Linked DNA regions of Homo sapiens: region 2 is linked to region 1. A link is a loop called in an ENCODE intact Hi-C map of the cell type or tissue named here. Cell type or tissue: ascending aorta. All regions are shown on one strand. Links, peaks and the distances in the headings refer to the core of each region. The heading gives the core; the rest is flanking DNA.

The links. A loop is a pair of places that touch in the nucleus more often than their neighbours do. Peaks named below come from ENCODE experiments on the same cell type or tissue, not always from the same donor. Only the 100,000 strongest peaks of a DNase experiment are listed, where the experiment ranks them.
Region 2: it touches region 1 in a loop (4-fold over the local background); 32 of 110 quality-filtered maps call a loop at or near these places.

Annotation. Positions count from the first base shown.
Region 1 is chr3:115,687,913-115,697,858 of GRCh38, forward strand. The region is part of intron 2 of GAP43 (growth associated protein 43); the gene reads left to right. Among named protein-coding and RNA genes, the nearest start is that of GAP43, 69 kb to the left of the region's middle. In ascending aorta, for the core only: a CTCF peak has its summit at 5,191 (motif pointing left); a DNase peak (open chromatin) is centred at 5,169.
Region 2 is chr3:115,087,549-115,097,494 of GRCh38, forward strand. All of the region lies in intron 1 of ZBTB20 (zinc finger and BTB domain containing 20), which reads right to left. Among named protein-coding and RNA genes, the nearest start is that of ZBTB20-AS4, 7.9 kb to the right of the region's middle. In ascending aorta, for the core only: a CTCF peak has its summit at 5,111 (motif pointing left); DNase peaks (open chromatin) are centred at 4,803 and 5,093.

The DNA of each region.
Region 1 (9,946 bases), core at 769-8,768:
ATACTGCTCAAATTCTAAAATTTGACTTGTAGTATAAACCATAAAAAAATGGAATTTGAGTGACTCACCCAGGGTTACTAACGAAATTTTTTTATTATTTATTTATTTATTTATTTATGTTTGAGATGGAGTCTCACTCTATCACCCAGACTGGAGTGCAGTGGTGCAATCTTGGCTCACCGCAACCTCCGCCTCCCGGGTTCAACCGATTATCCTGCCTCAGCCTCCCGAGTAGCTGGGATTACAGGAGTGTGCCACCATGCCCAGCTAATTTTTTGGATTTTTGGTAGAGATGAGGTTTCGCCATGTTGGTTTCACCAGGTCTCAAGCTCCTGGCCTCAAGTGATCCACCCACCTCGGCCTCCCAAAGTGCTGGGATTGTAGGCATAAGCCAGTGCCCCTGGCCTCAAATTATTAAAATTATTATATCCATGGGTACTTTAACTTAAAAAATAGGCTAATAATGCAGTAATATTTTTTAGTTATACTCCAGTGTCAACATAATTGTATAAATAATGCATTCCTTCTGATGGGATACTATTTAAAAAACTCTATCTATACAATTTTGGAATATCCACAAAAATAAGATTTCTAGAAGGTTAAAGGCCGAAATCAGTCTCAAAAATTCTAAAAAATCTGTCGCCTTTCTTTCTCCCACTCCTTAGCCCTAGTGGACGATAGCTGTTTGTGCCTCTGTTGAAGCACGTGCCCCAAAAGGAAACATGCCTGGGCAATGGGGCCAATTCTTATTTAACTCCGCGGACTGACATCCTAAATGCCTCTTCAGTGATTAACATCACAACGTGACACAATTCAGCTGGGTAAAAGGGATAGGTCCCATAATGCCATGCTCACTCCTTATAAATTCAAGTAGACTACTTGAAAAACCACTCATACAAAGCTATGAATTTATACCTGTCCATATCAATGCCCCACAAAAAACCTCCCAATGCTTGCCTACTTTTTGCAATCTGAATACAATCTAACTTACTTCCGCAGCCTAGGAGGCCTCATATGATCTCACGTCTTAGCTTTCTGATCAGATGTCCTTCTGCTCAGCCCTTCTTCCCCATTCTCCAGCCCTAATAGCTTTCTTAAGGTCTCTTGAATGTATACAGCTTGCTCCTGTCCCAGGGCCTTTACACTTGCTTTCTCCCTTGAGCTTCCCATGGTCACCTCTTAGCCCTGGCCTCTTGGCACTCAGGTCTCCATTTGAATGTCCCTTACTCAGACAAGTCTTCCCTGACCATTTGGGCAGAACAGCACTGCACTACCCCTACCAATGCCAACAGTTACATCACATTACCCAGTTTATTTTCTCCGTAGCATTCTTAGTGCCTAAAACGACTGTGTTTATCTGTGTCGTCCTCAGTTTCTCTCCCTCTCAGTAGACTTTTCATTTCTTGAAGGCTGCATGGTAGCCCCAGTGCTCAGAATAGAGCACAGCACATAGAAGGCTCTCAATAGACATCCTCTGACTGGCCAATAATATGGATTGCACCTATGGAGAGATTTCTTTTCATAAACAGCTTGAAAGGGAAAGAACCATTTAATTTTTTAAATTTGAAGCCCCACAAGAAAAGCTAAGAGTTTTTCAGGCAAGTGTCCATCTTTATTGCTTGCAGCCCAGTTCTTTGGAATTTTATACATCAGCAACTTCTTTTCCATGACCCATTTCTAAATATTTCCTAGGCACCCAGACACTCTGAGTCTGAATGAGGATATTTGATTGAGAAGGAAAATTGGTCAGAATGTGAAAAAGGAAGGTGGGCCCTTAGGAGGAACAAGGTGGGGATGTGGATAGAGATTCTTTACTTCCTATAGAGAAAAGGGAGAGTAGGAGGGAAGAATAATGGGGTAGAAAATGGAGAAAAAAGTGGGAGGAAAAAAAGCAGAAGAGGACCAGAAATCGATCAGGGGAGGCAGAAAGAATAAGCAAGGGCAAAGTGGAGAAAGAATAGATGGTAGAAAAGAGAAAGAAGGAATAATAGGCGAGAAAGCAAGAGGTGTGGGAGAAGCAGGGCTGGAGGGGCGCTGAAGAGCAGGGGAAGGCACTGACTGAGCTGAGTACCAAGAGACAGCCGTGGTTTTCTTGTAGCTCTGTTTCTGACAAGCTCTCTGGCCATGGCCAAGGCCAATTTACCTTCCTTGCTGGTAAAAGATGGTTTTATGGGATCTTCCAGCACTAGCGCTCTCTGTTCTTGGCTTCACAAACAGCAGGCCCTAAAGGGTTCCTTGACAAATGGATTTTCTGTCTTTGAGCAGATCTAAGTGGCAGATGGGGCACAGCTCCCCTAGGAGAGACCCCCCCGCCACCCCCTGCCCACCATTGTCTGAGCCCTTCTGCAGCATCAGTCCCCAGCCAGCGCTGCCTCAACAAACCAAGAGACATTGTCTCTGCTTGCTTCCAGACAGGAAAAGAAAAGGATTGAGTTTCATAATCTCACAATTTTAAATGTAGGCCTATTTCCATAAGAAGTTTCAGATTACAAGGCATGTTTCAGAAACATTTTTTTACTTTGAACACCTCATAAAGAGACAGTCTTGGAACTGGACAGTCCTGGGTTCAACCTCAGGTTCCTCACTGCATGGTTTTAATGATTTGTATAACCTTCAGTGTCTTCATCTATAAGATAGAGATTAAAATGTTACCCTTAAACAGTTGTGATGAGGATTTAATGAGGTAACATATTTAAAGAACCAGGTATAGAGTAGGTCCTCAATTATTATCATTTTGCCTAAGTTTTCTTCTGATAATCTGAAATAATCACTTTTGATCCTCATACTCTCCTCTCCCCATATGAAGATCCTCTGGGCAAATCTTTTTTTTTTTTTTCTTTCTTTCTTTTTTTTTTTTTTTTGAGACGGAGTCTCCCTCTGTCGCCCAGGCTGGAGTGCAGTGGTGCAATCTCAGCTCACTGCAAGCTCCGTCTCCCAGGTTCACGCCATTCTCCTGCCTCAGCCTCCTGAGTAGCTGGGACTACAGGCACCCGCCACCATGCCCGGCTAACTTTTTGTATTTTTAGTAGAGATGGGGTTTCACCATGTTAGCTAGGATGGTCTCAATCTCCTGACCTCATGATCCACCCGCCTCGGCCTCCCAAAATCCTGGGATTACAGGCATGAGCCACTGCGCCTGGCCCCCTCTGGGCAAATCTTAAAATTGAAGATGGTAAAAGCATGGATAATCTGTCATCTTCCTACAGGTAAAATAGTGGAAGAAATTACTTCATCCAGCAAATAAAGAGAACAATGGTTTCTTGGTGACCCAAAGTAAAGTATTTCAGAGTACTATTTTGTATTCGAAGTAATACAAAAGACAAATATATTATTCAGTGGATACTGCAACAATAGACAGAATTGCAACAAACATGAATTTAGCCAAATCTCTTGCTTGGAGGCCTGCAGTGGAGGAGAAATATCAGAGCGATCTTGGAATCGGACCTATCTATGTTTGAATCAAAGGTCCAGTCCCTAACCAGCTCTATGCCATTAATTCAGCGTCAGCTTTGTCATTGTGAAATAAAATATCCTCATTGCTGAACTTGGTGGTTGTCGGTATTAAATAGATCATGTGTAAAAGGTGTCTATTATGGTATTTTATTGAACACACAGTAAGTGCCTAATAGAAAGTCACCATTGTTCCTGTTCCTTTCAGCTGAAGCTATTGGGGAACTTTCTTTTTCTTTGGTACTACACCTGATTTTATGAAGGAAATTAACGTGCAAATAGGACATGATTTATGGCCAGCAAGAGAGACACATAATGATTTGCAGTCTCTTTTGGGAGTCAGAGTCTATTCTATTTGGCCTACCTTGTAGCTCAGCAACATTACCAAGTCCTTACATTATCAGTAATGATTGAGCCTGGAAGTCAGCCAAGGTTACCAGGTAGTGATGTTAGGGTTAATTTGGGCTTCATGTAATTTGTCCCTCAGAAACTGCAATCTAGGGATTCAATAGAAAAGGTTGGGATACCTTAAGGGAAATAGCTAACACACTCTTTCCAGGTAGATACCAGCTATAACTTGTCACATCTTGTATTTCAATCCTACAGTCTTAGACCTAAAAGGAAACTTAAAAATTGCCTAAGCCTGGGAACTGGATGGGCTTCAGGAGGGTTCTTTCATCTCCTAAGATTATTTGCAACATGTTATACTGTGTGTGCATACGGATGATATTCTTGGCAAAATGACCTTGTCTTTCATCAGATACTCTACTGGGACCACTGCACAAAAATATTATGATGCACTATGCTTGAACAATCTCCAGGAGAAGTTGTGTGTGCCTGTGTTTTAATGAACGATGAAGCATGTTCTGGGATTCAGTTGCATGGTCTGGCCATGGTCCCACAATGAGTTAGCATCAGAATAGAGGAGATAAACCCAGATATCGCAAGGACTGTATTCTACTGTCATTCAATTAATTTGTACTTATTAATACGTATAATTTCCACACTACACAGGCATTGTGAGGGATGTAGATTATAAAAGTGAATATCTGTTGTCATGGAAGTTACAGTCTGGATGGGGAGAAAAGTAAGGCTCTTAAAAGAAAACAGAAACAAAAAAGACTCAGTACCAGTATAGAACAAAATAAGTCTGTGACTGCTTGCAAACTGCAGTCTGTAGTTGTGGCAAAGGAATTCAGAGACCACGATAGTGGGTAGGGTCTGAAGAAAAGAAATGAGCATTATGATGAAGCATTGGTGAGGATACCGGCCTTAGTAGTTTGTGCCAGTGAGGAGAAGGTAGGGTATGTTGGACCTTGAAGTGGTCGGAAGTTTTCAGTCTTGGTCCAACAGCAAATAGAGGGTGGTTAAAGTTTTTACTTCACCATATTATTTTTGCTCCCAGAATGACTCTGATGTCTCTATGAAGTGTACACAAAGCACAATCCACACTTATGAATTCAGTTCAAAGATATTAATATTATTTCAGCATACCTGTTAAAGTGACTTAACAATCTACTTGTAGACTGAGTTTTTGGTCATATTCGAAGGACCAAAAAATCAAAATTGATTTAGGATTAACTTCAAAATAGGACCCAATCACAATAGTTGTTCCTATTGCACTGCTATGCAGTTTGCCTGGGGTCATTTCTTCCTGGAGAGTGACGCCTGACACGCCTGCCTTCCACTCAGCCTCCACAGCTGGGAACAGAATTACACTGGTGCCCTCTGCTGGGATGAAATGGGAAGTTGATCAGGAAACAATGGTGTCCTCGTCTTTTCAACATAGAGATGGAGGTGGCGATTCCAGGCCCACTGCAGCCTCCAGGCTGGATTCATTTAGTGTTCTCTCCAGGCCTCCCTCTCAGGTGTCTTCTTTGCATCATACCTGAATTTATTAACCAAAGGGAGTAATTGGATTTTTATTGTAAGAAGGTTGTCAGCTAATTTTTAAAAGTAGTCCAAGGAAATGCTGCCCCCTTTCCTCTGACAATTTGAGAGCTGGGCCCTGGTTTCAACACACAGGGCTAGTCATCTTGGGTGGTGGCTTGGCCGTCTTGCTAGAGAACAATACATATTAAGAGCCACGGGGAGACTCTGGGACCATTTAAAAAAATCCTGTTAAATTATTATTATTATTATTATTTATTTTAACGGTGAGGAAAGCACATTGATATTCATTGCTGATTTTCTTGGCTCAAATAAACAGCATTAATGCTATGGTGTTAAATTCAATTTAGAGTGTCTACTCTGGTGTGCCTTTGGTACCCTGCTCAGCTGATTTTTCTGCTAGAGGTGAAAAAACATTCAGTTGTAATTAAGAAAGGGGTGGGGGAGTGCTGAGAAGGAAACCGAAAGAGAGAAGAGTTGTGAAGTCTCATGTGTGCAAATTGGTAATGGACTTCTAAAATAAAATGATGGGGGCTGGGGCGGGGCGGGGCAGGGGAGAGGATGGATTGAAATGATCCTTTCCTGCTCCCCACTTTTATTTTATTTTATTTTGTTTAGGATCAATAATTTGGACATGGAGGTCTGCTGCTGGTTTCCATAACAACCTGGCTTATTGAAAAACTGCAGGCTCCACGAATCCCCAATTATCAGCCTTCCAGGGCTTATTAATGGAGTTGAGCATCCCAGTGAGGCAGGCAGCTCATTGCTGGCACGTGCCCGGTGGGCTGGCGGAGGGTGGAGGAGATGGGAAGAGGAGATGTGTGGTGAGACAGCAGCCATTTGTCCCCGTCACTTGCAGGGGAGGGGGGAGCAGTCATTCAGGAGGCTGTGAGAGCGTCTCTTGAAACCCTGAGTGGCTGCCGCTGCTGTTACAGGCAGCCCAGAAATCGAAGCATAGCTTGTTTTTCCAGCTCCACCCCGAAGCCATCTATCTGGAATAAATCCTTATGAATATATCACAAGCCCTGTATGTCTATTGAGCTTCTATAATTAATCGGGCTTTCCTCACAAAGACAATGGTGACTCTATATTTCTAATATTAACTCAAGCCTTAATTAAAATGTGAAGCCAACCTAATGCATATTTGATAGCTTTGAATTACTCAGTCTTTGGTCTGGCTTCACTTATTAGGCCCTCGCCATAGAATAATTACAATAGCAACAATAATACCGATGATGATCAAAATACAGATAACATTTACTTATCTTGTGCCAGGCTTTCTGCTAAAAGCTCCACATGGAGTTTCTTGTTTAAGCTTCACAATGATCCTATGATGAGGGATATCACTGTCCCTTTTTTACAAATGAGGAAACAGAAGCAAGAGAACTTAAATGACTTATCTTAGGCCACAGGGCTAGTGAGTATATCAGAGTCTCATTTCTGCTCCCTTTCCATAATTATTTTTTATTTTTCAACATGCGTATCCTCAAGATAGAAAAGGAACAGCACATTTACAGTAAATTTTGTGCTATCCAGTGTTAATTGGGGAATGAAACATTCTGGTTTATCAAATATTTTGATTAATAATTGCTATTCATGTCATGATTGGGTTTCCAATGGGAAAGATCTGGGATATAATAAAACATACACAACATTAGAAGTATAGTAATCATTGTCATAAAATGCTTCAGGATCATTATACAAATGCGACTTTTTATTGTAGTGCAGAAGTGTTAGTTGATAAAGACTTCTGTTTGACAAAATGCCAGTTGAACTGTTTTTATAGCATGGAAATATCAGTGCCTTAACACTTTTGAATATTGTAGATTTCAAAGTGCTTTACATAAACTACCACAGAAGTTCAATGTGATCAGAAAAGAAAAATTTTAGGATCTTTCAGAGTTAAAGAATATTAGTGCTTGGAAAACCTTAAATGCATTAAATACTCTGGATCCTTAGACTATGCTTTTTAAAACTGGAACCTTAGACTAACTGGGAAATGGAATGTGACACACCCTTGAGGTGGTTCAATGCAAGTCTGTCATCAAGCACTGTTAAAATAGATCAACATTTCCAGAAATTTCATCACAGTTGCTCAAATAACATTTATTATTAGTTTAGTCTCCAGAAGTGAAAATAGAACTTGTTTCCAAGGACCCCAACTTTTTAAGAATTAAGAGAAGTGACAATATGGATTGTTTGTTTTATTTAATACTTAGTGAGCATATAATCTAAGCATTTTACATGTGTCATCCATACACAGCAACCCTATGAGGTAAGAACTCCCCCGTTTATAGATGGAGAAATCAAAGTACAGAGAACACATAACATGCCTGAGGTATCACATTTGGGAAACACATTCAAAGTCAGGCAGTCTAGCTCCTGAGTCTGTGTTCTCAACCAGAGTTGTCTATACTCTCTCCAATTTGTTTCTTCCTATTCTGCGTTTAATCCACAACAATCACATCTACCTCCTACCCACTCCCCAAACTCCCCATCCAGTGAAACAACTTTAGCCAAACTCACAAACGACCTCCACATCGCCAAAACCCAATGGCCAATTCTAAGGCCTCATCTTCTTTTACCTATTAACAGCATCGCAGAGTTGATCACTTTCTACTCTTTGAAACACTTTCATGATTGCTCGTCCAGGATGTTGCCTATTCTGATTATTTTTGCCAACCTACTGGCTAGTCCCATTCAGTTTCATTTGCCCTTCCTTCTTTATTTCCCTGATTTGAAATGTTGAGTTACCCCACAGCTAAGTTCTTGGATGTCTTCTCCTCTTTTCTCTTCTACATTCTCTCTCTCTCTCTTTTTTTATTTACATTTATGACTTTGGTGATCTCTCTGAGCTCATCTATAGCCCGGACCTCTCTCCCCACTCCAGACAATTGCTTACTCTACATCTCAACTTGGATATCTAATAGATACCTCAAATTAAATCTCTTGAAAACCAAACTTCTGTCTTTTTTTTCTGAACTTACTCCTTCTCCCGTCTTTCTCATCTCAGGAAATGACAAGTCCATCATTTCCTGATACTTAGGCCATATGCCTTAAAATTATTCCTTTTTTTCTTTTCCTTTGACAACATTAAATCTATGAGCAAGTCTTATTGGCTCCACCTTCAACATATATCCAGAATCTCAGCACATCTCACTTTTTCTAGCACCCATCTCACTTCAGCAAAAGTCAAGTCCTTAAAGTGGCCTCAAAGCTCCATGTTCTCAGCATATCCACTAGGTCACCACTTGGATTTCCTCTCCTGTTACTCTCCATTTCTTGGTCCTTTCTAGCAATACTGATTTCCTTGCTGCCCCCCACCGCCCCCCCCCCCCACAAACAGGTATGCTCATATGCAGGGAATTTGCAACTTACTGTTCCCTCTGCCTCAAAACCTCCCTCCTCTAGAAATTTATAGAGTTCACTCTCTAACCATCTTCAGCTCTCCGTTCAGATATCACCTTCTCAAAGCAACTTTCTCTTCGTTTAATATTGTCACCCCAACCTCATCCCAGCATTTCCCCTTCTCTTTCCCAGTTTTGTTATTTTCAGTAATTTTTGTTTGTTGGTTAGTTTTGTTTGTTTGTTTGATTTTAGACAGAGTCCCACCATTGTTGCCCAGGCTAGAGTGTAGTGGTGCAATCTCAGCTCACTGCAACCTCCACCTCCTGGGTTCAAGTGATTCTCCTGCCTTAGCCTCCTGAGTAGCAGGCACTACAGGCGCCCACCACACCCGGCTAAATTTTGTAATTTTGTATTTTTGTATTTAGATGGGGCTCCACCATATTGGTCAGGATGGTCTCAAACTCCTGACCTCAAGTGATCCACCCACCTCGGCCTCCCAAAGTGCTGGGATTACAGGCATGAGCCACCACACCCAGCCAATTTTGTTATTTTCATGGTGCTTACTGCCTTCTAATATATTATACATTACATTTATTTATTTATAATAATAAACTTCATGAAGACAGGGTATTTTTTGTTTTATTATTATTTCGTACACTGTGGTATTCTCAGCAACTGGAACAAGCAGTAAATGCTCAATAAATATCAATTCATTCAATGAGTGAAGAAGATACCAAGCACATGTATTAAACAGGCAGTTCTAAAGGAACTTCCTCTCCGCCACCTAAGCACATGTTTCCTCACCGTCCTTTGTCCCTGTACATTCTTTGGTGACTCATAGAGTTCTCACATGTAATGCCATCCTCCTAATGACCGGAAGATGATGGCCGCTGGACAGCAACTATAACTGGGTTGTGTCTGTGGCATCAGGGCACTGGCCCCTTGTTTTAGCCTCACTGCTTCACAAGCCCTCCTTACATGGAGTCCATGCCACAGGGAGGAAATTGTTTCATCTTTCAATGCAAAGGATATAGCTCTAAAAGCAGAGAACCATTTTAGCAAATTCAAAACCACTGGGAATTCTGCCCAGACTGGAAATAGATGGCAAAACACACTTTTGCTTAGAAGTGAGCTGCCTTTCTTTCATGTTGAATCATCAAATCAAAGTCATAGAAACTTTAATGTCTAACAAAGAGTCTCTGGCAGATTAAAATTTTCCACTTATAAATTATAGTTAACTCAGCATTTAGCTATTAGT
Region 2 (9,946 bases), core at 1,135-9,134, 600 kb before region 1:
AGTAGGGATATTAGGAGAGCATCTTTATCAGCAAAAAAGCTGGATTGTCCAATTTCCTCACTGGAGCAATGAATAACCTAGTTCCCAGTACCAACCCCAACACTGAAAACTGCTGTGTAACTGTAGGCAAGTTATTTAACTTCAACTGGCTCCTACTTCTTAATCTGTGATGCAAGGGTAATATAGTTTCAGGCACCAACTGCTTCCTGCATCCCTATACTGGCTAGGATCTTTTAAAAATTATTTCCTGGACAAAACCTCACCCACATGCCATCAGTTATTTTCCCTCCTTTTTCCTGCCTCCTTTGCCTCTGCAGGGAAATAAAATTAGCAGTCAAAGTTAAACATGCCCAGTGGGCAAGACAGACTTTGGTTTAAGGAAAGGGATGGAGTAAGTTGTGTTAAAGTGCTTATTTGGCCCCAAATGGTTCATTGTTGGGATACCACCTCCCACAACTAGCTCCACTGGAATTTTTCTCAGGAAAATGGAGAACTGTTTTAAGATAGACATGCCCTGTAAGCTGGTCTCAAATCAAAATAAATTTAGGATATTCAAAAAATGCCCTACAGGATTTTTCCTGTGGAGCCTAAATAAATCACTGACCAAATTTTCCAATTCATGCTCTGCTGCTAAAGGGGACGTTCTACAAAATCATGTTTTAATTTCTACATCTGAAAAAGGAGTATAGGTAAAGTTCTTCACTTTGGGTTTTCATTCTTCTCTCTTCTCTGACAGTATTCTAAAAGAATGCCATTTGAGAAAAGACCACTCTTAGAGAAGAAAATTGAAATATAACCCCAAATTTCCAATAAACTTGTAAGTCTGCTAAAGACAAGACCATAACCCTGGTTAGAGATTTTGTGGGTCTTCCTTTAAAAAAAATGAACCTTTTAATACATAGAGAGGTGTTAAGAATATCCCAAAAGTGTACACATATCTAAATTTACAAAATCATGATTATTTTCACAACTAAAGGATATATTTTAGAGCTCTTTTAAATTGTGACTGCCCTTACTGCATTTTACTGCATATCAATAATTTGCATATTATTAAATATTTAAAAAATATAAAAATTACATTTTTAGCTATCCATACAGGATAAGTGAGAAATTGTACAAGTTTGCATACATGTGCTGTCATTTTATACTATGAGGCATTGTTTTTTTCAGACAAGAACATCAGGAATGCTCAAGAGTCAGTTTTTAGATGTTATGAAGCACTGAGGCATTGATGCTGTTAACACTTTCATTGAAATTTAAATGCAAACCAAATATTTTAAGACCAATAACAATGGATATGCCATGAAATTGTTGTGTTTCACAGCGTGTCATAATAGGTAAAATTGGAATTTTCCTTCAAATAATCTGTCCCATCCAAGAGTTTTAACTCTCAAATATAAATATAAACAAAAGATTATTCACTTCAACTGATTTCCCTAGAGGATTATGCATTATCAATTCCAAACTTTACAAGATTTAAGAAATTACTGGACTGATTAAGTGTGGCAAACTGGTTTGTTCCCTACAAAGGAAACAAACTTAAATCCCACAAAGTTTAATTAGCATTTAGTGGCTCAACAAATGGAGGAACAGCCTGATTCTGAATAACTGCAAAGCAGAGTCAGAAATTGTATATACTACTGGTTAACTTTGCTGTGAAAATTAGAGTGAACCAGAATTCAATCCCAGTTCTGCCACTTACTAGATCTGCAATCTTCGGTAAACCACTTAACCATTCTAAATCTTTCTTTCCTCATCTTTAAATAGGGTTAAGAAATACTTCATAGCAAAGGCATGGTGGTTAAGAGATCCCATAGGCGAAGTTCCTTAACAATTCATTAACTATAATTATCACTACAATTTAGACCCCTTCTGACCATTGAGAACCCATGAATTCTACATCCAGCTAAAAACCATTTTGCAATAGAAAAATTTTTTCAAAACTCAATTTACATGGTCTAAGCAACAATTATGATAGCATGTCAGGGGCTAATGTGGTGCCAAAAGTTAGACATTATCATTTAACACAATGGGAACCTGGTAAAGATTTACTGAATGAGGAAAAAATATAATAGGATGTAATAGAAAGAACAGAGACTAAATCTTGGCTTTGACTCTTAGCAGCTGTGTGAATTTGGCAATTTTTTCTGTAAGCTTCAGTTTTTTCATCTAAAACATAGGCAGAAAACCAGTGTATGCAACAAAGTTGTTGTATGCAAAGATTAAATTAAACAGTTTGTGTGAAAGGTGCTTAGCAATATCTCGCTTCCTTAATTTTAGCATTATAGGACAAGAGTTCTAATCGGTTTTCAAGCCTAAACTTTTCTTATATAGCAGTATCAACTCTGGCCTCCTACATAAAGTAAGATTATGTTTAGTTAAGGAATAATGTGAGAGATGAGGATAAATTCAGGTGTGACAGTAAATATATTTTAACAATATACCCTAGAAACAAGAGTAATGATTCTCAAACCTTGCAATATTACTAGGATCTTTGGTGTAGTTTTTGCAAAATATGGAAGCCCAAATACCAGTCTAGAGACTCCAATTTTAGATATGTGGGAGTAGAACCTAGGAATCTGTGTATTTTAAAAGCCCTTGGCTGATTCCGACATATAATAATCAACTAAAGTCGAGTTTTCTGAAGTATGTGGGCCAGCTACAACTCAGGATGCCTGAGTTCCATTCCATACCCATTAATAATGGAGCTCAGAAATTTGAATTTTAACAAAAATCCGAAGAATATCTTATGTAAACTAAAGTTTGAGAACCACTGGACTAGAATATAGTAAGATAATATTGAAAAGAATTTTTTTCATATTTGGTTATTTAAACTTTTTTCCCTCTATTTTTAAATAAACATTACTGTCAAAATTTATGAATGATGGGTAAAAATTTTATCTAAAGAAAATATTAGTTTTAGGGTAAGTATTATCATTATTATTACAGGTTTCAAAATCAAAATGGGAAATAGAGATAACATTTTAAGTCATCTACAGAGGGTCCACCAGCACAGAAAAGTATATCACCTAGGAAACACCATGCGTTTCACTGTTTCTTAAATTTGTGTGTTTTGCTTTGACTTAGTTTTTTATTATCCATTCCTTCTTTAATTAGAGCAGTAATGCCAATAAATAATATTTGTATACTACTTTACTATTTATAAAAAAACTTCATATATATTAACTTAATTAATCCTTACAATAACCTTGTGAGGTAGATAGGAAAGGTAATATATATTATCACATTTCTGCCAATAAGAAAACTCTTAAAAAGTTTGTGCAATTTGCCCAGTCATAAGTTTGCTGGTATTTATGGTAATACGTGGACTGAAACCTCTAGATGTAAATTTCATGCAAAACTGTGTGAAATTTAAAACTTAGGATTCATTTTTAAGTGCTATGAATCAAACTCAAAATAGCATGAGAGTCTCTGAACTGCAAGTAGTCCATAGTCCTCTACCAACCTGTGGGTTCATCTTACTATATAAGTTCATTGTACTTTATTTATTATATGGTTAAAGAATAGAAGGAGAGTGGAGCTCAATTAACCAAAAACAAATGAACAAAAAAGTGAAAAACAAATAAAAAAATGGAATATTCATCCATTATAATACTATTTACTCTGCCTACTTGCAATTCATTCCCCTATAAGCCCCTTTGCCTCAGTTTCCTCTTCTAAAACATGAAATATCAAATAGCACTTTCAAAGGCTAGCAATTTCATTTTCAACTATGATGGTACTTTAAAAAGTACAACTAAATATACAGCTAGAATAATACTAACATTTGCCCAATCCCTACAAAAATCCTGTCAAATCAACTAGTCCAGTCCACTCATTTTATACATAGGAAGTAGACCTAAAAAAACTTAAGTATGTTACCCCAAATAATAGCAAATTTGTTGTAAAGCTAGAATTAAAAATTATCTTTACATCAAAGTCAATTACAATACACACTTGTGAATAGGCAATGCCTTGTTTTCATAATCAAAAAGAGAAAATGGTCATTTTAAGATAAAAGGAAGAAGGTAATTTATAAAGGGATGTTTAGGCAGGAAGTGGTATCAGAAGCTGTTTTTCCAAAGTAAAAAGGCTCCAAACTTATTTACAACAAAGAAATGTGTATTTTATATATATATATATAACACACACATATATATAATACATACATATATATATATATATACACGAGAATGTTATAAACCAGCTAGACATAATCATTTGTTTAGACCTCAAATATTTGCATAGCTCTGTGCTGAATGCCAATAGAAGGTTCTGGAGGATGAATAAGACACAGACACTATCCTCAAGAAGCTCAAGGTTTAGTTGGAAGATGTGCTTACAAACAATGGCAATACAATGTGAGAGGTGATATTGCCAAGTTATGCATATAAAATTGCTGTGGGAATGTGAAAGAAGGAGCACCTCAATGCCTGAAATGACCGAGCTTAAGTGAGTATCTCTGACAATCCCTGTCTTCTCCATTTCCAATTCTAAATTAAATACTTCCCTGTTTATGCCTAGAATTGTTAAAGAATTTTTTATATACCCTGATAGGAGAAAAGTAGTAAAGTGCACACATCCTAACTTTTTCTTGGGTAATAAGAAATTTCAAAGACTAAAACATATTATAGAATTTTGGTACAGCTACTACGAAATCAGGGCCTGAAACAATTTGCCAATTTTTTGCAAATGTCCTGTTTTTTTGTTGTTGTTTGTTTTTTTCACTAACTCATGCATCAGTTACTTGCACAGCAACAGGGACACAAGGTGGCACTGTCGTGCTGACATTCATTTCAGGGTCCTTTCTAAATGGACAAATTTGTAAGAGACAGAATAGACCCTATTGTGACAACTAACACCACAGTTGTAATACTGGCCGACTGGGTCTACCAACATTAACACTGGCCTAAAGAGGAGTATTTTGCATTTCATGAATATTATATCATGCCTATATAGAAATAGGACATATTCTCTGATGACTTCTCCAAAATGTCATGTGTGTATTCATAGAAATGTCCAAAGGCATAGAGTGCAGCTTTGCCATTAGGAAGTCAGAAGTGAACTGCTTGCTATTGGCAAGGCAGTGGACACGGATCGCCTCTCCATCTAGTGGCCAGTGGAGAGGAGTGGAGCCATAGTAACCATGCTGCACTTCATTCCATTAAAAACAGCCCTTTTACCAAATCACCCATAGGCAATTAAGTCAGTTTGTCTGACAAATGACTATTTTTGGTTTATGGCATTCGTTCAATCATTAAACAGACTCAATAATACATTATGATATGTAGTTAAGCTAAGAAAAATCATCACAAAATTAAAGTGCCTGTGCTCTCTCAAGCCACATAAATGTCCGTTATTCTTCCTTTATTACCCACCCTAACTTTTCTCCATTTATTTGTGACTTTTAGATAGAAAATGCAAGCAAGATTATCTACATATATAGCTACTTAAAATCACAGTCTTTAAGATGAAAAAATATTTTAAAAAGCTTTCTCCTCATTTTACAGGAAGGAAACTGAGGGACAGAGAGATCATGATGTACTCAAAGTCACAAAGTCAGAACAAAAAACCAGACCTCCAGATTTAACCACTTTAAATCCTTTTTGATATTGATTAATACCTCCTGATTCCCCAGGAAATGCTTTTTGTATCACACCATAAAGTTTCTTTCAACATACCAGAAAAATAATTTCTAAAAATGTTTTTTATTCATATATTTTCAGACTAAGGTGATATAAGTGAAACTACTGTGTATAGGCCGTACCACATCTTCATATCCATAGGTATATTTTGAATGTGTTATAAGAACACAATTATTTTTATATTAAGGAATTACATTCATCCAACATTTAGAAAGCGAAAAAGCAAGTGGGGTAGGGAATAGGTGGATGTGTTGGTCAAAATTACTATACAAAAAATGGTTTCAGAAAGCCATTATGTGAAACAACCTGAATTCATTCAGACTGCTAGAAAAGTTCTTTTTGTTTTGTTTCATACAAATTATTTGACTTTGTTTTTAAAAAGGAAACACACGCACACTTATCCAGCTAATCACTTCATCTATTTTAATTCAGCATGTGATGCTGTTTGGGGGCATGTTTTGGGAATGTGTTGTTGGTAAAGCTTCTTATCAAAACAAATGAAATCTGTCCACCAACTATAAAAATCTGCTCACAACTCCGAACCCAAGAATTAAAGGGCAAAAGGTATGAAGGAAACCTGGCAGTGGATGTTCTAGAAATGTGAGATGTTTTGACTTTTTCTTCTATGATCTTCTTTGGTGGTACCACTGGAATCTGTCTTGGAGTGCAGAGGGAATTTATATAGATCTGCTTTAGAGAGATGCAAAAACTAATGCTGTACAGATAAGTCAAATGCTTTTTAACGGGAGTTAGGGAAGAAGTCTTTTTATTTCATTATACTTCTAAGTTTAGAAGCTTCAAAAGCACCAACCCCTCAGCTACCCTCAGCTTTACCCCTGTACCCTCAGCTTTATCCCTTCACATTATCTCAACTTCTCTCTACTTGTTTCTTAATCATCTCTAGTCGTCTCCCTTCTAGAAATGAGGTGAGGGGATAAAGATCACTGTTGATTTGGAGAACTAGAGAAAGTAAGGGCTAATATAAAAAGTAAGTTATTTTTGCCTTACCTAAAGCTAAGGTAATAGGTACAAGTAACCAAGAAGTGGAGAAATTAGTAAATATGGTCAGAACCAGAGTATATTTATTGGGCCAAGAAGAATTTTAATGTGTCCAGTATTTAAGAAGAAAAAAAAACAAAAAATTTATAAAGTCACCATTACAAAGTATTTGCCTAGTCTATTTAAATAATAAAAGAGAGGAACATTTTCTCACTGTTTAAATGTCTTGGTGCCTAAATAAGATATTTTTGTTTATTTAAAATGAAGCCACATAGTTTTCACATACACATATATATCAACTAGAAAAATTACATAGCCTGGAACATTTCTAGTTTTCTGCTAGTAATAGCTTTTTTTTTTTTTTAACTAAGTTTTAAGTTGCTACCTGAACAAACTGACAACATTAATTTTCTCTCAATTACATTCCATTTACAGGAAAGAAGTTCATACTATAAAAGGAATTGCAACAACAAATCACAATTTAATTACAACAGTAATTCACAGAAAATTTTTGAAAAGGTAAAAATGGCAAATATCTAAGCTAATTCAGTAAAAAACAAAAATGTAAAGCCTTCTAAAAATTAGAGAAAATTAAAATTTAAATAATTTTAAATGTTTCATTTTAAAAAGTTTAAATTAAGAATTTTCCCAATAACAAAAATAGTACTACTATGTATAAGATTCGTAATTATTACCATTTCTACATTTTTAGTTACAACCAATTGGGCATCTATCTTTTTGATATCCCATAACCCCAACCTCATACCATAATTTTATATTTGTTGAATGTAAATCCTTACATTAGTAATGTAATATAAAAACTTTCAAATAGATTGACCTTTTAAATGCATAATATGAACATTAAATTCATCATATCTCAAGACACAGAAGTATTCAGTGACAAAATTACTTCCAATATCAAGAAGGTAAACATATTATGCTGTAATTACCACATTTTCTATCAGAGTTTCAAAGGTAAGACTGAATATTCAGAATTAATAAAAAATATGTTCTTCTTCCCTCTGGAAACTAGATGAATCAATGAACTCATAGTCCTTGTTCCTTGTCTCAGTATTCTCACTTGAAAGTCAGTAGCCAGCTTTCCCCAAGTTAAGACAATTACAAAGGTTGCATTGGTTAACTGAACTACAAAACACCAAGGCTAGAGTTTCAGCTGAGTGTCAAAAGATTCCAGAAAGGCAAGCTCCATGTCCTCAAGCTGATTACTTTCAAATGAACTATAGAATTACCAAAAGGCTTGATCCTGGAGTATAAGAGAGGTTATGAAGCCAAAGTCAAGCATAATTTTTCCACAGTTTAGTACAGAAATAGCATGCCACTTATTCATTATTACAGTTGAACAGCTAGAGTGGCAAAAACAAAAAACAAAACAAAAAAAAGCCCTTTTTCTTATAAGCCCTTGAATGCTGTTTCTAACACCGGCTGTAGTGGTTACTACATACATGATAGTAATCATAGATAGCATATTTCTTCCCATAGCCTCATCAGCTTGCCTATGCTGAATTAGAACTAGGGGAGCTCAAGGATATTTTGATATATTAAACATAATTGTCATCAACATTATTTGATGATTAATGTATAATATCTATGTAATAGGAAAACATGAATTCAGGTATTCTCTAGAATATCTAAGATATGTATATTGCCTTCAGGCTTTTGGTAAAGAATAAAATTGATCTTGCTAGTTTATTTGACATTAGCTATAGTTCCTGGAGATTATGCAAAATGCTAGAATTTATTTAAGCAATGGAAATGTATGAAATGGGTTTTTCAAGAAAATTACAAGTTTCAAGTTTTGTAAAATACCTACACACCTATACATGACTTGAAAGCTTGGTGTAAAGTATCAAATGTAAATGCTGACTGTATTAGCACTGTAAATAATCCATAGTAATTGTATAAAATAACAAAAATGTCTTACACAGTATGAAACAAATTATTTTAAAGATTTGGTTTCTAATTTAATGATAACTCTGGCAGGTACACACCTGTCCGATTGCTAGTGTTTATTGTCCTTGATGGAGGGTAAACTGTTTCTATGTAGGTAATACCTGATTTCTATAATGTCCCTGAAATAGTTACACAGCCATGCAAATGAAAATATTTAGAGGTTCTTTTCAGTGCTTTGTGACTTCTCATGGTAACTTAGATCTTCACTGGTTAAGAAAGTGAGGGATAAGGATACTATTTTACTTATGTTTTACAGTAAAACATGTCTCCCACCAAAAATGTAGTTTGTTAAAATATATTTATAAAGTGACCTCCAAGATAAACCAGCTTTAATGTCCATTTTCAACATTTAGACTTCAGAGGCCACCCTTGAGGCTGAAGAACCCAGGAGCTAGCAGCATTCAAAGAATATCAACACCAGTCATTCTTTTGCCAGAAAAGATCACTAGTTAGCAATATTAGCCAGGTGCTGCTGCTTCAACATACCTTGCCAGATGTTGGGGTAACACGTTTGCTCAGGGCCTGAATTTGGCTTCCTATGTGGCGGCATGACCGGCCACTGCTTAGAGTTGGGCAAGTCCATGAACACATCCACTGATAATTTCTATATTTATAGAAAGCCAGAACATGTGTAGATAATCACACAATTAGATATTTATGTAGTGCCAGATTTTATGAATACGAGAATTTGTTAATTAGCACAAGGACTAATCATTAAAATTCAAAAATAGATAAATAAACAGGAATGCCATTTATTTGTTAACATTTCATGGGGAAAGTATGCAGCTGCTATCCTTTTGATGAATATAGGCTTCTGGAGATAAAAATGTGCAGAATAAAAAGTATCTGCAATTTTTGAAACCCTAATGAGTAAAATCCAATAAATCACTATATAGTCTTTATATTAAAAATAATCATAGTGATTCTCCTCTTAAGTTAAAAAAGAAGAAAAAGTTTAAACTGGCATATGCTTAGCATTTGAATTATATGGTCTGGCATTCCATTTTATTTGATTTTATTTATTTATTTGTTTTGAGACGTAGTCTCGCTCTGTCACCAGGCTGCAGTGCAGTGGCACGATCTCGGCTCACTACAACCTCCACCTCCCGGGTTCAAGGGATTCTCCTGCCTCAGCCTCCCGAGTAGCTGGGACTACAGGCATGCACCACCACGCCCAGGTAGTTTTTGTATTTTTTTTTTAGTAGAGATGGGGTTTCACCATGTTGGCCAGGATAGTCTCGATCTCCCGACCTCGTGATCTGCCCGCCTCGGCCTCCCAAAGTGCCCTATTTTTTTTAAAAAAAATCTACTGTTTGGTCCTTTTCAAAGAG